Regions from separate parts of the Homo sapiens genome. Here all the other regions are linked to region 3. Evidence: chromatin loops called from intact Hi-C (ENCODE). Cell type or tissue: heart left ventricle. All regions are shown on one strand. Region 1 holds the start of PCDHGB1 (protocadherin gamma subfamily B, 1). Region 2 holds the start of PCDHGB7 (protocadherin gamma subfamily B, 7). Region 3 overlaps DIAPH1 (diaphanous related formin 1).

Evidence for each region. Hi-C counts contacts between places; a loop is a spot of excess contacts. Peaks named below come from ENCODE experiments on the same cell type or tissue, not always from the same donor. Only the 100,000 strongest peaks of a DNase experiment are listed, where the experiment ranks them.
Region 1: a loop joins it to region 3, with 2.3 times the contacts of the local background. A loop is called at or near these places in 7 of 110 quality-filtered maps.
Region 2: it touches region 3 in a loop (5-fold over the local background); 81 of 110 quality-filtered maps call a loop at or near these places.

The regions. Positions count from the first base shown.
Region 1 is chr5:141,346,935-141,351,934 of GRCh38, reverse strand. The region is part of intron 1 of PCDHGA1 (protocadherin gamma subfamily A, 1); the gene reads right to left. All of the region lies in intron 1 of PCDHGA2 (protocadherin gamma subfamily A, 2), which reads right to left. The region is part of intron 1 of PCDHGA3 (protocadherin gamma subfamily A, 3); the gene reads right to left. It overlaps PCDHGB1 (protocadherin gamma subfamily B, 1), which reads right to left and starts at 1,836. Exons shown (of 4, transcript NM_018922.3): 1 at 1-1,836. The coding sequence starts at 1,674. It also overlaps PCDHG@. In heart left ventricle, a CTCF peak has its summit at 1,910; a DNase peak (open chromatin) is centred at 1,874; H3K4me3 peaks cover 1,528 bases.
Region 2 is chr5:141,414,725-141,419,724 of GRCh38, reverse strand. All of the region lies in intron 1 of PCDHGA1 (protocadherin gamma subfamily A, 1), which reads right to left. The region is part of intron 1 of PCDHGA2 (protocadherin gamma subfamily A, 2); the gene reads right to left. All of the region lies in intron 1 of PCDHGA3 (protocadherin gamma subfamily A, 3), which reads right to left. The region is part of intron 1 of PCDHGB1 (protocadherin gamma subfamily B, 1); the gene reads right to left. It also overlaps PCDHGA4, PCDHGB2, PCDHGA5, PCDHGB3, PCDHGA6 and PCDHGA7, and 8 more genes. In heart left ventricle, a CTCF peak has its summit at 2,129; DNase peaks (open chromatin) are centred at 64, 1,804 and 2,104; H3K4me3 peaks cover 993 bases; H3K27ac peaks cover 399 bases.
Region 3 is chr5:141,522,930-141,527,929 of GRCh38, reverse strand. DIAPH1 (diaphanous related formin 1) reads left to right here. Exons shown (of 28, transcript NM_005219.5): 24 at 233-357; 25 at 1,469-1,633; 26 at 1,757-1,892; 27 at 3,701-3,787. Among named protein-coding and RNA genes, the nearest start is that of DIAPH1-AS1, 33 kb to the left of the region's middle. In heart left ventricle, a CTCF peak has its summit at 3,003 (motif pointing right); a DNase peak (open chromatin) is centred at 2,999; H3K27ac peaks cover 3,210 bases.

The DNA.
Region 1 (5,000 bases), 180 kb after region 3:
CACCCGTGGCGCATTGTCATTGAGGTCGCCCACCAACACGCGCAGGCTCACGTTGGCGCTGAGCGCGGGGGAGCCCTGGTCCCTGGCCTGCAGTGTGAGCTCGAAGGCGCGCAGCTGCTCGTGGTCGAAGGCGCGCTGCGCGAACACCACCCCGCTCTGCGGGCTCACGGACACGTAGGACAACAGCTCCCGCGGCTCCAGGTCACTGGCCAGAATAGAGTAGGAGACTCTGCCGTTGGGTCCCAAATCCGGGTCGGAGGCGCTTACTTGTGCAATGGAGGCGCCAGGTGGGTTGTTCTCAGACACGTGGACCACATAGGAGGCCTGATGGAAAACAGGTGCATTGTCGTTGATGTCGGAGATGTGCAGGGTGATGCTTGTCCTGGAGGAAAGGGCTGGTTTGCCCTTGTCGGTGGCTATGATTGTGACGTTGTAGTCTGCTGTCTGCTCCCGGTTTAGGGCTCCAGCAATCACCAGCTTGTAATAATTCTTCGAGGTGGATTCTAATTTGAAAGGAACTTCTTCCTGAGTATAGCATGTCACCATGCCATTTTGCCCAGAATCCTTGTCTCGCACTTTTATGAGGGCTATTACAGTTCCAAGGTCTGAATCCTCTGGAATCTGGTTAGAGAAGGACATGAATGTCACCTCTGGGGCATTGTCATTCTCGTCAACAATTTCTATTTGAACATTACAGTGAGCTGTGTGTACTCCTCCATCCTTAGCTTCCACACTCAACACATATCTACTTGTCTCTTCAAAATCCAATGTGCCATTGGTTGTGATGTCGCCAGTATTTGGATTGAGATTGAAGAGGCTGGTACTTATTGGGGAATTGAGGAAGGCATAGGTGATCTCTGCATTAATGCCCTCATCCTGGTCTGTGGCCATCACCCGCAGCACGGAGGTTCCCCACGGTACGTTTTCTTGGAGGCTAACCCTGTATACCTCCTGGCTAAACACGGGAGCATTATCATTGGCATCCGTAACTCGGATCCAGATATGGGTGGTGCCGCTTAGAGGCGGGTCCCCGCCATCCATGGCAGTCAGGATTAAGCGATGAGAGCTCTGATGTTCCCTGTCTAGAGGTTTTTCCAGCAGTAATACCGGATATTTACTTCCATCAGGACTTTCCTTCGTTGACAGAGAGAAGTATTGATTGGGGTTGATGGTGTATAACTTCAGTGAATTGCCTTCCACATCTGCATCTTGAGCAGAATCCAGAGAGAATTTTACCCCGGGTAAGGCTGACTCACAAATTTCTAAGTCAATGCCTTTTGCAACGAAACGTGGTGCATTGTCATTAATATCTTGGATTACAACAACCACGTGGAAAACATTCATTGGGTTTTCAGCGACCGTTTCGAATTCTAGTGCACACTCAAGTTTCCTTCCGCAAATCTTCTCTCGATCTATCCTACCGTTCACTAACAAATCCCCGCTCTCCAAACTAACGTTGAAATAATCCTCTGCACTAACCCGCAGTTTTCGAGTTGGCAACTCCCGGACACTGAGCCCCAGATCCTTGGCAAGTTTCCCCACCCGTGAGCCGTTGGCTAGCTCCTCTGGAATCGTGTATCGGATCTGCTGGGAGATGGCCCCGCAGAACAAAGACAGCAGGAAGGGAAACAGTACCTGACTTTTCATCATTTCGGCTTCTCTGGCTCTCTGCATTTCAGGAACTCTCCGCGGAGCTTCTTTCCTCTGGGATGTTTTTCAAAAAGAAATGGCAGCACCCTGGACTTCTGTGATTTGAGCTTAGGACTTATTAGTTAGGCGCTCGAGGGTGAACAGGAGCAGCGTCTGTGCTCAGTGCACCGGACAAAGCAGGAAGGCACCCTGCCTGACGCTCCTGCAGAATTGAGAAGCCTTCACTTCCTTTTGGTCGACAGCGGCGCCCAGAGGTTGTCTTGGAAAACTGCACAGGGCCCAGCTTTTTATCCTCAAAGCGCAACCTCTTGAATCTATGTACCCTGTCTTTAATTTGCTGGAGGGAAACACATACTCACATTTTCCCCTTTACATTTCAGTTTTCTAGTTTGTCATCATCAGATAAGGGCCTTCATCATTTCGTATTCTTTTTTCATTTAAAAAATTCACAAGGTACACTGCCATTTTTTTCAGTTTTGGGGGTAAAAAAAAATCTTCAGTGATTTCACTATATTTATAAACTCTGGCATGACTGCTGTATCCAAATAAGTGAATTGATAATTTTTATTTATATTTTTAGTTGACTAAAATACCTACCTTTCTGTAAATTCATTGGAATAAGCTCCCTTATCTAGTATTTTAAATCTCTCCATATATATGTTATCAATTCAGTAATACTTTTCAAAAATAGTTTTTGCAAAAAAGAGGAAATCACAGCCTTACTATTATGTTATTTCTCTTCTTTATAAAATATAGATAATCTTTCCAGTTAAGTAGGACAAAGTCTGATATTTTGTTAAAAGGGCCAATTTAGTGTTGGGGTACACATACATGCTTTTATGAAGTGGAATCTCATATAATGTACATTTGTTTTATGAAACCAGTGCTTCTTTTTTATATGAATGTATATTAAATACTCTAGGCTGGGTGCAGTGACCTGTGATCCCAGCACTTTGGGAGGCCAAGGTGGGAAGAACACATGAGGTCAGGAGTTTGAGACTAGCCTGTCCAACATGGTGCAAGCCATCTCTACTAAAAAAAATAAAAATTATCCAGGCATGGTGGCGGGTACCTGTAACGCCAGCTACTCGGGAGGTTGAGGCAGCAGAATCACTTAACTCAGGAGGCAGAGGTTGCAGTGAGTTGAGATCATGCCACTGAAGTCCATCCTGGGTGACAGAGCAAGACTCTGTCTCAAAAACATTCTCTATAATGCCAATTCTCAGCTCCAGCCGACTTATACCATTAATGAGCAAAACGAGTTTGACTTGACCACTGGTAAATATTGGAGAGGTATTCAGAGTTCTTAGACACCCAATTTTGGAACTTATTCTGTAGTTCCAGGCTTAGAACCAGTCTTGGTTCAAAGCAAATCCCTTTATTTCAAATGCATTACCAAATGAGATCCAACTCAACAATTTATTCTACTATTTTGCAGTGCTCACCCATACTCATACTCTATTCGAAACAGCCTATTATCTGTTTTCTTAAGATACCTTTTCACTTGTTTCCTTGCATCATGCCTTTATACTTTCCATTCCTTTTACTATGAACTTCTCCTCCCTTTCTGTTGTAGTGGATTCTTGCCCATTCTTCAAAAAAATAAAAATAAATCCTTTTTAGTGAAAATGGGATGTCTGAGACCTTCCATTACCTGTACAAGTAGGTGGAATTGTATGGGTTCCATACTCTCAGTGTATTTTCATGACACATATGTAGGCTATGTTTCATATAGAATTCTTAGAAATTATCTTTGAGCATCCAAATTTCCCCTGACACAGCTAATTAATTTTTTTTCTCCTTACAGGGAAAGTGATACTAATACTATAAACATTTTTTTTTCTAAAAATGATATGTTAAAAGTTACGTGCCTTTTTCTTTTGAGACAGGGTCATGCTATGTTGCCCAAGTAGGTCTCAAAGTCCTAGGCTCAGAAGTCCTCCCCTGGCTATGGGCCTTTTAAATTCTGTGATGTATTTCCATGTTTCAGTGAGAATACACCTTACTCTGCTTACAGCTTTTGTGTTCTGGCCCTGTTGTCTCATACATTTAAATGTGCCTTTTCCTAATATATTGAGGGAGGAATCTATTCTTTTGTTTGAGTTCTAATAAAACATATTTTGGTCTAATTTTGGATAACTCTCATATGATTTCATGAGTGAAAATAATTTCATAAATTGCAGAATAAGCCAACAATTTCTGGCTCAAGAAAGTTGTAGAACATGACAAAAGAAGGGACTTCTATTCCATTGTTGGAAGAGATTGTCTGGAAATCTCCCGCAGAGGCTGAGACATATTCCTTTACATGTTTTTGATGTCCTTCTCAAGGACAAGAAATACCACTCCAAGGCTCATAATAATTTAGCTAGGTGAGCTTTCCACCCTCAGGCAAAATGTTGAAATCAAAATGAATACACACATAAGCATATACATTAGGCATATGTAACAGGCACTATAGGTAAAACCATTTGACCAGCCTCTACTTTTTTTTTTTTTTTGAGATGGAGTCTCTCTCTATTGCCCCAGCTGGAGTGCAGTGGCCCAATTTTGGCTCTCTGCAACTTCTGCCTCCTGGGTTTAAGCAATTCTTCTGCCTCAGCTTCCCAAGTAGCTTGGATTACAGGCGCCCACCACCATGCCCAGCTAATTTTTGTATTTTTAGTAGAGACAGGCTTTCACCATGTTGGCCAGGGTGTTCTTGAACTCCTGACTTCAAGTGATCCACCTGCCTCAGCCTCCCAAAGTGCTGGGATTACAGCATGAGCCACTGCACCCAGCCTCTACATTTTTGTTCTCCAATTTTTATGTTATTGAGATGAAAAGAATAACAGGCCAGGCATGGTGGCTCATGCCTCTAATCGCAGTACTTTGGGAGGCTGACGTGGGCAGATCACTTGAGCTCAGGAATTTCAGACCAGCCTGGGAAACATAGCAATTGCCCCATCTCTACAAAAACAAAAACAAATTAGCTGGGAGGGTGGCTCGTGCCTGTAGTCCCAGCTACTCGGGAGGCTGAGGTGGGAGGATCACTTGAGTCTGCGAGGTCAAGGCTGCAGTGAGCCGTGATCATGCCACTGCACTCCAGACAGAGTAAGACCCTGTCAAGAAAGAAAGAAAGAAAGAAAGAAAGAAAGAAAGAAAGAAAGAGAGAAACAGAGGAAGGAAGGAAGGAGGAAAGAGAGAGAGGAAGGAAGGAAGGAGGAAAGAGAGAGAGGAAGGAAGGAAGGAAGGAGGAAAGAGAGAGAGGAAGGAAGGAAGGAGGAAAGAGAGAGGAAGGAAGGAAGGAGAAAGAAAAAAAGAGTGTCACCTGTCTTGGAAGGAGTCAAACATCATTTAATTTCATGGGCATA
Region 2 (5,000 bases), 110 kb after region 3:
CGCAGCCCCAGGCTGAAGAGCCCGGGCTCACTGGCCTGCACCACGTGGTAGGACAGCCAGGCATTGTGCCCCGAGTCCGCGTCCACGGCCACCACCTTGGTCACCAGGTAGCCTGGCTGCGCGGCCCGCGGCACTGTGTCGAAGAGCGCGGAGCCGTCGGGACCCAGCGCAGGGTACAGCACCCGCGGTGCGTTGTCGTTACGGTCGCCCACCAACACGCGCAGGCTCACATTGGCGCTGAGCGCGGGCGAGCCCTGGTCGCGGGCCTGCAGCGTGAGCTCGAAGGTGCGCAGCTGCTCGTGGTCGAAGGCGCGCTGCGCGAACACCACCCCGCTCTGCGCGCTCACGGACACGTAGGACGACAGCGTTCGTGACTCCAGGTCGCTGGCAATGAGAGAGTAGGAGACACGGCCGTTGAGCCCGAAGTCTGGGTCAGAGGCACTGACTTGCGCTATGGAGGCACCCGGCTGGTTGTTTTCTGGCACGTGGACCAGGTAGGCTGACTGTCCGAAAACCGGCGCGTTGTCATTGACGTCAGTAATGTGCAGGGTTATGGTTTTGCTGGAGGATAACGGAGGCTTGCCCCTGTCTGTGGCTGCGATGGTGACGTTGTACTCTGGGGTCTGCTCCCGATCCAGGGCCTCATCTGTTACTAGCTTGTAGTAATTATTAGAAGAAGAATGAATCTTAAATGGAACACCTCTACTTAAGCTACACCTGACTTCCCCATTTTCCCCTGAGTCTTGGTCCCGTGTTTTGAAGAGGGCAACAACCACTCCTGGAGGGGAATCCTCCATAATCTGATCAGAGAGTGACGTGATGATTATTTCTGGGCTGTTGTCGTTTTCGTCTACAACTTCTACAATTACTTTACACCGTGTTGAGAGAGATCCTCGGTCTTTTGCTTCTATGTTTATCGTATATCTTTCTACTTCTTCAAAATCCAAAGGCTGCTGAGTTAGAATGTTTCCTGTAGTGTAATCCAGAGAGAACACGTGCTGAGCTTTGTCAGCCACACCAAAGAAGGAATAAGTGATCTCTGAGTTGATGCCCTCGTCCTGGTCAGTGGCCTTCACTCTCAGGATGGAGGTGCCTGGAGGCACGTCTTCCCGAAGGCTAACCCTGTACACGTCCTGGCTGAACACTGGGGGGTTGTCATTGGCATCTATTACCAGGATTCTTATCTGAGCAGTACCGCTTCGGGGAGGGTCCCCACCATCTAAGGCGGTCAGTACCAAGTGGTGAGCGCTCTGCGTTTCTCGGTCCAGAGTCTTCTGCAATACTAATTCTGGATATTTGCCACCATCAGGATTGTCTTTCTCCACCAATGAGAAATACTCGTTAGGACTTAGTTGGTATTTGCTCAGCGAATTCATACTAATATCAGGATCTTCTGCAGACTCAAGAATTGTTCCCATCCCCAGGCTGACGGATTCACTGATTTCTAAGTTTATTTCATCTTTCCGGAATTGAGGGGCGTGGTCATTAACATCCTCAATCACCACAATGACATGAAAAATATTTAAAGGATTTTCCACCACAGCTTCCAATTGCAACTCACATCTTCTTCTCTCTTTGCATATTTGCTCACGGTCTATTCGGTCCTTCACAAGTAAGTCCCCGCTCTGCGCGTCTACGCTGAAGTGCAGCTTCTCCGCGCTCACTCGCAGCTCGCGAGCCGACACATCCAGGACACTAAGCCCTAGATCCTTAGCGAGGTTCCCCACCACCGAGCCCTTGGCCAGCTCCTCCGGAATCGAGTAGCGGATCGGCTCACACAGCGTGGGGTAGAACAAAGGCAGCAGCAAAGGAAATAGTACCTGCCGCGGGCCGGCCCGGCGCCTCTGCGCGCAGCTCCCTCCCATCGTTCGCTCGGGTTCTCGCTGGGTCCCCGCTTTTCCAGTTGGAGAAAGTGCACTCTACCGCGCTAAAAGAGCATTCGGCCCAGGACAGGAGGAGTCCCGGGTCTCGGAGCTGGCAATCTGGTGTGCTGGGCAAGGTCTGCGCAGCCGGGAGCCTCTGTGTGGGAGCTGGTTTTCTTTTCTGTTGTTGGCTGCGCAGGGAATCCCAGGCTAGAGGCTGAGGGATCCCCGGCGTCAGCGCTTGCTCTGCACTGGCCGACGGCGGCGCCCAGAGGCTCTGTGTGGGACTGCAACTTGACTTTTCTCTACCTCTTTCAAGGAATTTTTTTTAAACTACGAGTTGACAGCCAAAATATTTTAATCTTTTTCCTCAGTGATTCCTTTTACATCAGGAAATATATTTCCACTTGGTCATAACTATCATATCTTTTTATTTACTGAATTTACATATATCTTGAATAAATGAATATTTTTTCTTCAAAATTTAAAAAGGCACAAAATAATATAGCATGAAGGTTTATAGGTCTCCTATCCCACGGCCCATTGCTATCCAATTCCTCCATCCAGAGGCAGTCATTCTTGTTCCTTTTAAGAGTAATTATCTATGAAGCTGGAAGTACTGAAGATAAGCAACAAATTTTTTTGTCTTCAATTCTAGCCTATATTCACCCAGAAAGTAATAATTCCTTATTTCATACTTAAGTACTGGAATGCAACCATTGCCCTAGTCATTACCATCATCCAGGGTGTCCTGTATTGCTTTTAAATAATTATAATCAAAATATTTTCTCACAATAGCTACAATGTCAAGAGCAGTTTTTTTTAAAAAAAAAACCTGTATTTTTCAAAATAATAGAATTATTTGAGATGAATGCACAATAATTTTGACTCTCATTAACACAAATATAAAATAATAGTTTCAATGGTTTAATAGTTAATAACTATGACCCTAAAGAGTGTGCTTTCCTTCCACAGACCTATCATTCAACAAATGTTGACTGACCTGAAAAAAATCATGGAATTATAAGGGTCTTGAGAAACTTCGGAATGCTTTTTGACTTTATACTACCACATTTAGTAGAATACTAGTAATAAAATTAAGAGATCTACCTAATACGTCACTATTTTCATTGAACTAAATGAACTCATCAGTACCTCCAATGATCCTTTGTTTATATAATTTCCCTTCGTTGCATATATTCTTTTCTTTTTTACAGCTGTGGTTGGTGTTTATATTCTGATCTGCAGAAATGGCATTTCTTTCTTGACTCTAAGTTTATTTTGCCTCTCAATTTCAGAGTTTTCAGAGTTTCAGGTGTTTGCCTCCTTATACATTAAAGAGCCACTGAAATAGCTTTGTCATATATCTCTTGCTCCTGTTCTCGGGAACATGTACAAATTTATCTGTCTTCCCAACCCATATTTACTTTCAGCCTTAGTCACTAGAAAATTTAACAAAAAAGACAAAAGCAGAATCCCAAATATTCTTAATTTCACCCTCTATAGCCTCCTCAGGATCCCTATTGAGCAATGAAAGTTAAATTAAAATGCTATATCTTCCACATAGCAGTGTGAAATTAGAGAATTGTATGCAAAAAGGATACTGCAGTGTTATCAGTTATAAATAGGGCTGGAAAAATCTAAGCATACATTGTTATAAATAAATTGTTAATTCAATATTAATGAAAAACTTAGTATATTCAACTGCAACTATCACCACAAAGTATAGATTGAAAAATATATAAAATGTAGTTTGAAAAAGGCCTATTGCCCTTCTCCTTGGGAAGAACTGCATTGAGTATTCTTGGATTTGGGTTGTGTTTCCAGAGGTGATTTCTTTCTGATACTTACCTATTCTTACCAGACCTGCCTTCAGAACAAGAGGGTTGCTTAAGGGGCTGGAGTTTCAATATGTGACCACCCAGGAGGAAATATAAATTGACAGGCACTTCTGTATGGAAGTCTGTCTTAGGAATTGTCAATATTGTACTCAACAACACTATAAACTACAAGGTTCTGCAAAGCTAATCATAACAAAGCCTTATGATATATAGGCCTTGATTGAGACTAGGTGAATTTTACCAGAAAGTAAAAAAAAAAAAAAAAAAAAAAAAAAAAAAAACCTTAATAAACATCAAATTCTACTCATCAGTGTTTTAGCATTTACACTTTCCACCATCATGCCGCAAACTTCAAAGTAAAAACCAATCTTTTTTTTTTTAACAAAAGTAAAAATGAAAATAAAACTCACTGGAACCAATGGGGTATCCTCTATAGGAAACTTCGAATCATCTAACAAAGACAAAGGATCGTTTTTCTCACAGCTCTCCTGGCTGATGAGCGTGTCCGCATAATTGGGCTGGGGGAAGATCAGGTGACTCTTTCGCGAGTCCGCGGTGAGAGAGACCTCGTGGGAATAGGTCTGCAGGAAAGCCCGAACCCCGTCCACGCCCACAAAGTGCGAGCCGGACACACCTGTCAAGCCGCCTCCTGAAGCCTGCAGCAGGCGTGACTTGTGCCAGCGCCGCAGCCTGTGCGCCAGCAGCACGATGACGAAGGCCAGGAAGACGCAGGAGACCGCGGCCACCGCTACCACCAGGTACAGAGTGAGGTCTGAGGTTTCAGAGTTAGCTGGAGACTCGAAGCTGCCGAGGTCCGCCAGGACTTGGGGGATGCTGTCGGCCACGGCCACGGTGAGCGTGACAGTGGCGGAGAGAGGGGGCTGGCCGTGGTCCTGGACGGCCACTACGAGGCTTTGCTTGAGCGCGTCTCTGTCCAGCAGGGCTCGCGCCGTGCGCACCTCGCCCGTGTGCTCCCCCACCGCGAAGAGTCCCGGCTCGCTGGCCTTGAGCAGACGGTAGGACAGCCAGGCGTTCTGGCCGGAGTCTCTGTCCACCGCCACCACCTTGGTCACCAGGTAGCCGGGCTCTGCGGAGCGGGGCGCCAGCTCCACGCCTGTGGAACCGTCTGTGGGGAGGGCGGGGTACAGGATCTCGGGCGCATTGTCGTTCTGGTCCAGCACAAACAGGCTCAACGACACGTTGCTGCTGAGTGGAGGATCCCCGCTGTCGCTGGCTGTCACCTGCATCTGTAGCTCATGAAACTGCTCATAGTCGAAGGATCTGAGTGCATACAGGA
Region 3 (5,000 bases):
GTGAAGGCTGGAGGTTCAATGATCAAATAATTTATAGTTTCACTGGAAAGATGAAAACTTAAGTATGTGACACAACTAAAGTACATAAGGAACTAAAATTATTAAGTACCAGAATGTGTGTATAGACTGAAGCTATGCTCTGAAAGGTGAAACTAAGGGGTGTTGAGGCTGGGATTATTAGTAAGCTCTTGCTGTCTGTTTTTATGGTTTTTTTTTTTTTTTTTTTTTTTAGTTTCTGCTGAAAACTTGCAAAAGAACCTAGATCAGATGAAGAAACAAATTTCTGATGTGGAACGTGATGTTCAGAATTTCCCAGCTGCCACAGATGAAAAAGACAAGTTTGTTGAAAAAATGACCATATCCTCTCTTGAAAGGAGGGAGTTGTTCCCTAGGAAGGGAAAGAAAACTTCCTGTAGTGGGGGAAAAACAGGATAGATAGGGCAGTATGCAATTTTTTTCTCTTAAAAAACTCTTTTTCTTTAAATACATAGTTTTTTGGGTTTGTTAGTATTTTGAGACAGGCTCTCTCTGTGTCACCCAGGCTGGAGTGCAGTGGTGCCATCACGCCTCACTGCAGCCTTGACCTCTTGGACTCAAACGATCCTTACCCCCTCAGCCTCCTTGGTAGCTGGGACTACAGGCATGTGCCACCAGGCCCTGCTAAACTTTTTGTAACCTTTTTTTCTTTAGAGATGGGGTCTCACTTTGTTGCCCAGGCTGCATAGTTCCTGAGAGCATTCCATTGTTGTGGAGTAGAAGCACACCATGCAGATCAACCATAAAAGTCCCACCAACTCCCCTGCCTGTACCCCGTCTCCACTACACACGCTCACACATGCTTCCCTCTCTTTCCCCTCCCCAGAGGTAACCACTGCCACTGGACTTTATTCTGATTTGCACCTCATACATTTATTTTAAACAAAAACTGCATTGTATTGTGTTTTGCACATATGTCTTGGCCATGTTTCCATAATAGTATTTATAGAAAACCTCCTTTTAGGTCAAGAGATGGAGACCATCCTGGTCAGCATGGTGAAACCCCATCTCTACTAAAAATACAAAAAAATCAGCTGGGCGTGATGGTGCGCGCCTGTAGTTCCAGCTACTTGGGAGGCTGAGGCAGGAGAATTGCTTGAACCCAGGAGGTGGAGGTTGCAATGAGCCAAGATCGCGCCACTGCACTCCTGCCCGGCGATAGAACAAAACCCTGTCTCAAACAAACAAACACAAACAAACAAACAAACAACAGTTTAAACTGCCACCTTCTTTTTTTATAGGTGTACCATAGTTCATGGTTTACTATTCCCCTATTTAGGGGTACCTACATGGCTTTGGTTTTTGCTGTTATAAACAGTGCTGTATTGAACATCCCTTTGCATGCCAGTACTCATCTTTGAGTAATTCCTTGGGCTAGAGAAGTGGGTCTGCTTCTTGGTCTTGGTCTTGGTCCTTTACTCCTTGGCTGCACAGCTTTGTGAAGGATGCACAGGAACAGTATAACAAGCTGCGGATGATGCATTCTAACATGGAGACCCTCTATAAGGAGCTGGGCGAGTACTTCCTCTTTGACCCCAAGAAGTTGTCTGTTGAAGAATTTTTCATGGATCTTCACAATTTTCGGAATATGTTTTTGGTGAGCAAGGGATACTTGCTGACTGAATCTTTTGTGGGCATTTCTCACTTTCCCCTGGGTTCCTGTTGGCTGGTAGTAGGTATACAATGCCCATGTGTTCCTTCCTCCTCTTCCCTGCCCCAGCAAGCAGTCAAGGAGAACCAGAAGCGGCGGGAGACAGAAGAAAAGATGAGGCGAGCAAAACTAGCCAAGGAGAAGGCAGAGAAGGAGCGGCTAGAGAAGCAGCAGAAGAGAGAGCAACTCATAGACATGAATGCAGGTGAGGAGTGAAGACGGGTTGATGGGCTGAGATAGGAATGTTGGGAAGACTTCTCTGCCTAGAGTCTAGAGGCAGAGTCTCATGTCTGAGCTCACCTCCTGGCAAATGATTTTTGGCAGTCTTCACTCCGAGATCCTGATGCCGGACTTTAACCCCAATTCTGATACATGCGCATTCCAACTTGCCCTGGTTAAACTATTACCTTTTCTCTCCTTTGCTCGCTCTTGCATTCTCTCTCATTCCCCTGTGATTGTGGTATTGCTGTGATATATACTGTTTTCCTTCTGTCCATCCAAAGGTTCCTCTGGCCTGTTCTCATTCCCTCCACTAAATCTTTCGGGTTTTTTTCTGTAAAATATTTTCCTGACGCTCCTCCCATCTTTTAATTGTGGCGTGTCTTCCCTTTCTGCTTATTTCACAAAGTACTATGTCCCTAGTACCTTAGCACAGTTGTATGCACAATTAGATTTTAAATGGATTGAACTTTTGGAGCGGGTGGGGAGCCGGTCACCCTCTTCTTTCTTCAGCAGAATCTCTGTTTCACTACCAGAAGCATGTCTTTGTTGAAACATATGGTTTCAATTACTGGCCCTCTGTTTCCTGTCTCTGCTTCTTTCTTGCTGCAGATTCCCTACCCCTTCGCCCCCACTGCTCTCTCTGTGGGCAGCGGAAATACAGCATACACTGCTCACACAGCACTGAGCCCATGCCACCCTCCTCTAAACCTGAGGGGCCACAAACCTTCTGCAAATGAAGAGGTGTTCACAGAGCTGCTGAGTTTGTTAGGAATCAGTATTTTACAGAGCACAGGCACAAGGGCTGCTCTGATACCTCTTGCTACCAGGGACTTTTTATACTTTTCTGTAAAGCAATTTCCTTGCCCTTAGTTGTAAGCCACAACTTCGTAATGCTATTAAAGCCCACACCAAGTATCCTTCACCTTCCCCTGGGACTCCAGGGTTTGTCCCCAGGTACTGGCTAGGATGCAGTGGGGGAAGGTGGAGTCCCGCTGACATGTGGGATGAGGGCTGCACACGGTCAACAGGTGGCGTAATGGACCTTGCCCAGTTTCCAGTACCCGGGTCAAGCAAATGAGGGTGGAATGTAGGTCAGCTGCACTGGTGATGCTCAGCCAGCAGGTGGCGCTGGGAGCAGTGAGCCCCAGCCTTGGATCTGGCAGCCTATGGACTTTTTGGGATTTCACAGTTTCAGATTTCACTATCCTAAGCTGTTGTCATGGAAACCGAGCCAGGCTAGAACAAGGATTCTACATTAACTCTTTGTATTCCAGCCAGGCTGCTCCTCTTAGATGCAGAGGACTTAGACATCAGGAAGACTTAGCCACTGGAGGCAGTACTTCAGGAAAGTGCACTCTTTGATCAGTGGTCTTTCCTCGGCCCTGCTCTGAAACCTAACCAGGCAAAACACTTTAGGATAAAAGGGAGTGATATAGTTGCTTAGTAATTTCACAATCGTAGTCTCTACTTATCCTGGTCTTGGAGTTGGGCAGTTGTATAATTTTGTTGCTAGTCCTGATTGGGGTGGGGAGGATGGCATTGCGGGAAAATATCCCAAGGTCTGCATTGGATAATAGGCAATGAGATCTTTTGTTTTAACCATTTTTTAGCAGATACAAGTAAACATGAGCGTGTGAGACTTAAGGCTGAGCTCTCTTTGCCTCTTCTTAGCTGCCAGCTGCTGTGGGAGAGGGGAAATCAAGCAATAGCCATTCATTTTGTGTGGGGCTTGATATTTGCCATGCTGCTCTGGCTGAAGAGTTCACATCTCCATCTTGTTCTTTATAACAGAGGGCGATGAGACAGGTGTGATGGACAGTCTTCTAGAAGCCCTGCAGTCAGGGGCAGCATTCCGACGGAAGAGAGGGCCCCGTCAAGGTAAGTAAGCACATGGAGCTCATCCTGGGTGTCGAAGGGGGTGAGGGCTCTCTACTCCTGCCAGTCTGCGGCTAAAGAGCAAATAATGATGCTCTAAGCATCTTTTTAGTCCCTGCATCCAGAACGGATTATCTAGTCCTCTTCTTCCCATGTTACAGAGTAGCGACTTAGAAAACTGGGGTTTAAGGGACTGGCAATAAATCAGTTACATTGGATTATGCCGCATTTCTCCCCACTCTTGAAGCAGATATTTGGAACAAAGGAACTGAGCTGCAGGACCCAGGGATTTGAGTTGGCATTTGTGTGTATGAACAAAAGTTGATCTAAATACAAAATGTATATTAGATATAGATTGAAATTCAAAGAAAAAATAAGTCAGAGTCCTTACTCTGGACTTCACAAGCAGAAGACATACGTAGAGAGAACTAATAATAGAAAGTATAAAATTTTGTAGACAGGTTTAGGCATCATTATTCCCAGATAGAAAAATATAGAGGAGCATCTCAGTTGAAGGATTATGCCGTGTCTGAAAACTACCTTTTCCTTGAGTGCAGTTAGCCTCTATTGCCCTTGCCTTCCCCATCACTGCCCTGCAATCTCCTTTCATGTCCTTTGGAAGATCTAAGTGGATTACATTGAGCTAGAGATTCTAAAAAGAATTATGGAGCTAGGACAAGTGATCCAGGCATTAGTATGGGAAAAGATTAATGAATAAGTTCCCTTTCAGGGAAGCTTACAGTGGCCAAGAGACTAATTCAAAGGAAGGTATAGGCAAGTCTGCCCCTCATGTGGAGTTGACCTGCACTATCGTGTCTAGTGAAGGTCTTTTGAGGCTAGGAGTGGTGGCTTCTTTACTAATTTGAAGAGTGGGAATTACAAAAAAAGGCATCATTAGAGGTTTCTACTTCAGAGGGACTTAAATCTATGTTCCCTGTTTCCTGGCTGTTGCATTGTGTAGGCCCATTTGATAGTTATACTTTGAGATTATTGTAAACAGAAGGAGTTAACACAGCTTGCTTTGGCCAGTGCTTAGCTATTAATACAGTGGTATCTGTAGGGCCTGTAGTACCTGCCACAGCCTGGAAAGGGGGACCTTAGAGCATGCTAGCCTATGTAAACTCAGTATTCTGGCCCAACAACAGCCATCACTGTGAGTTTCATCTGTAATGGCTGGCTGCCCATTTCTACCTATACTCTGAATAACCAGAGTGAT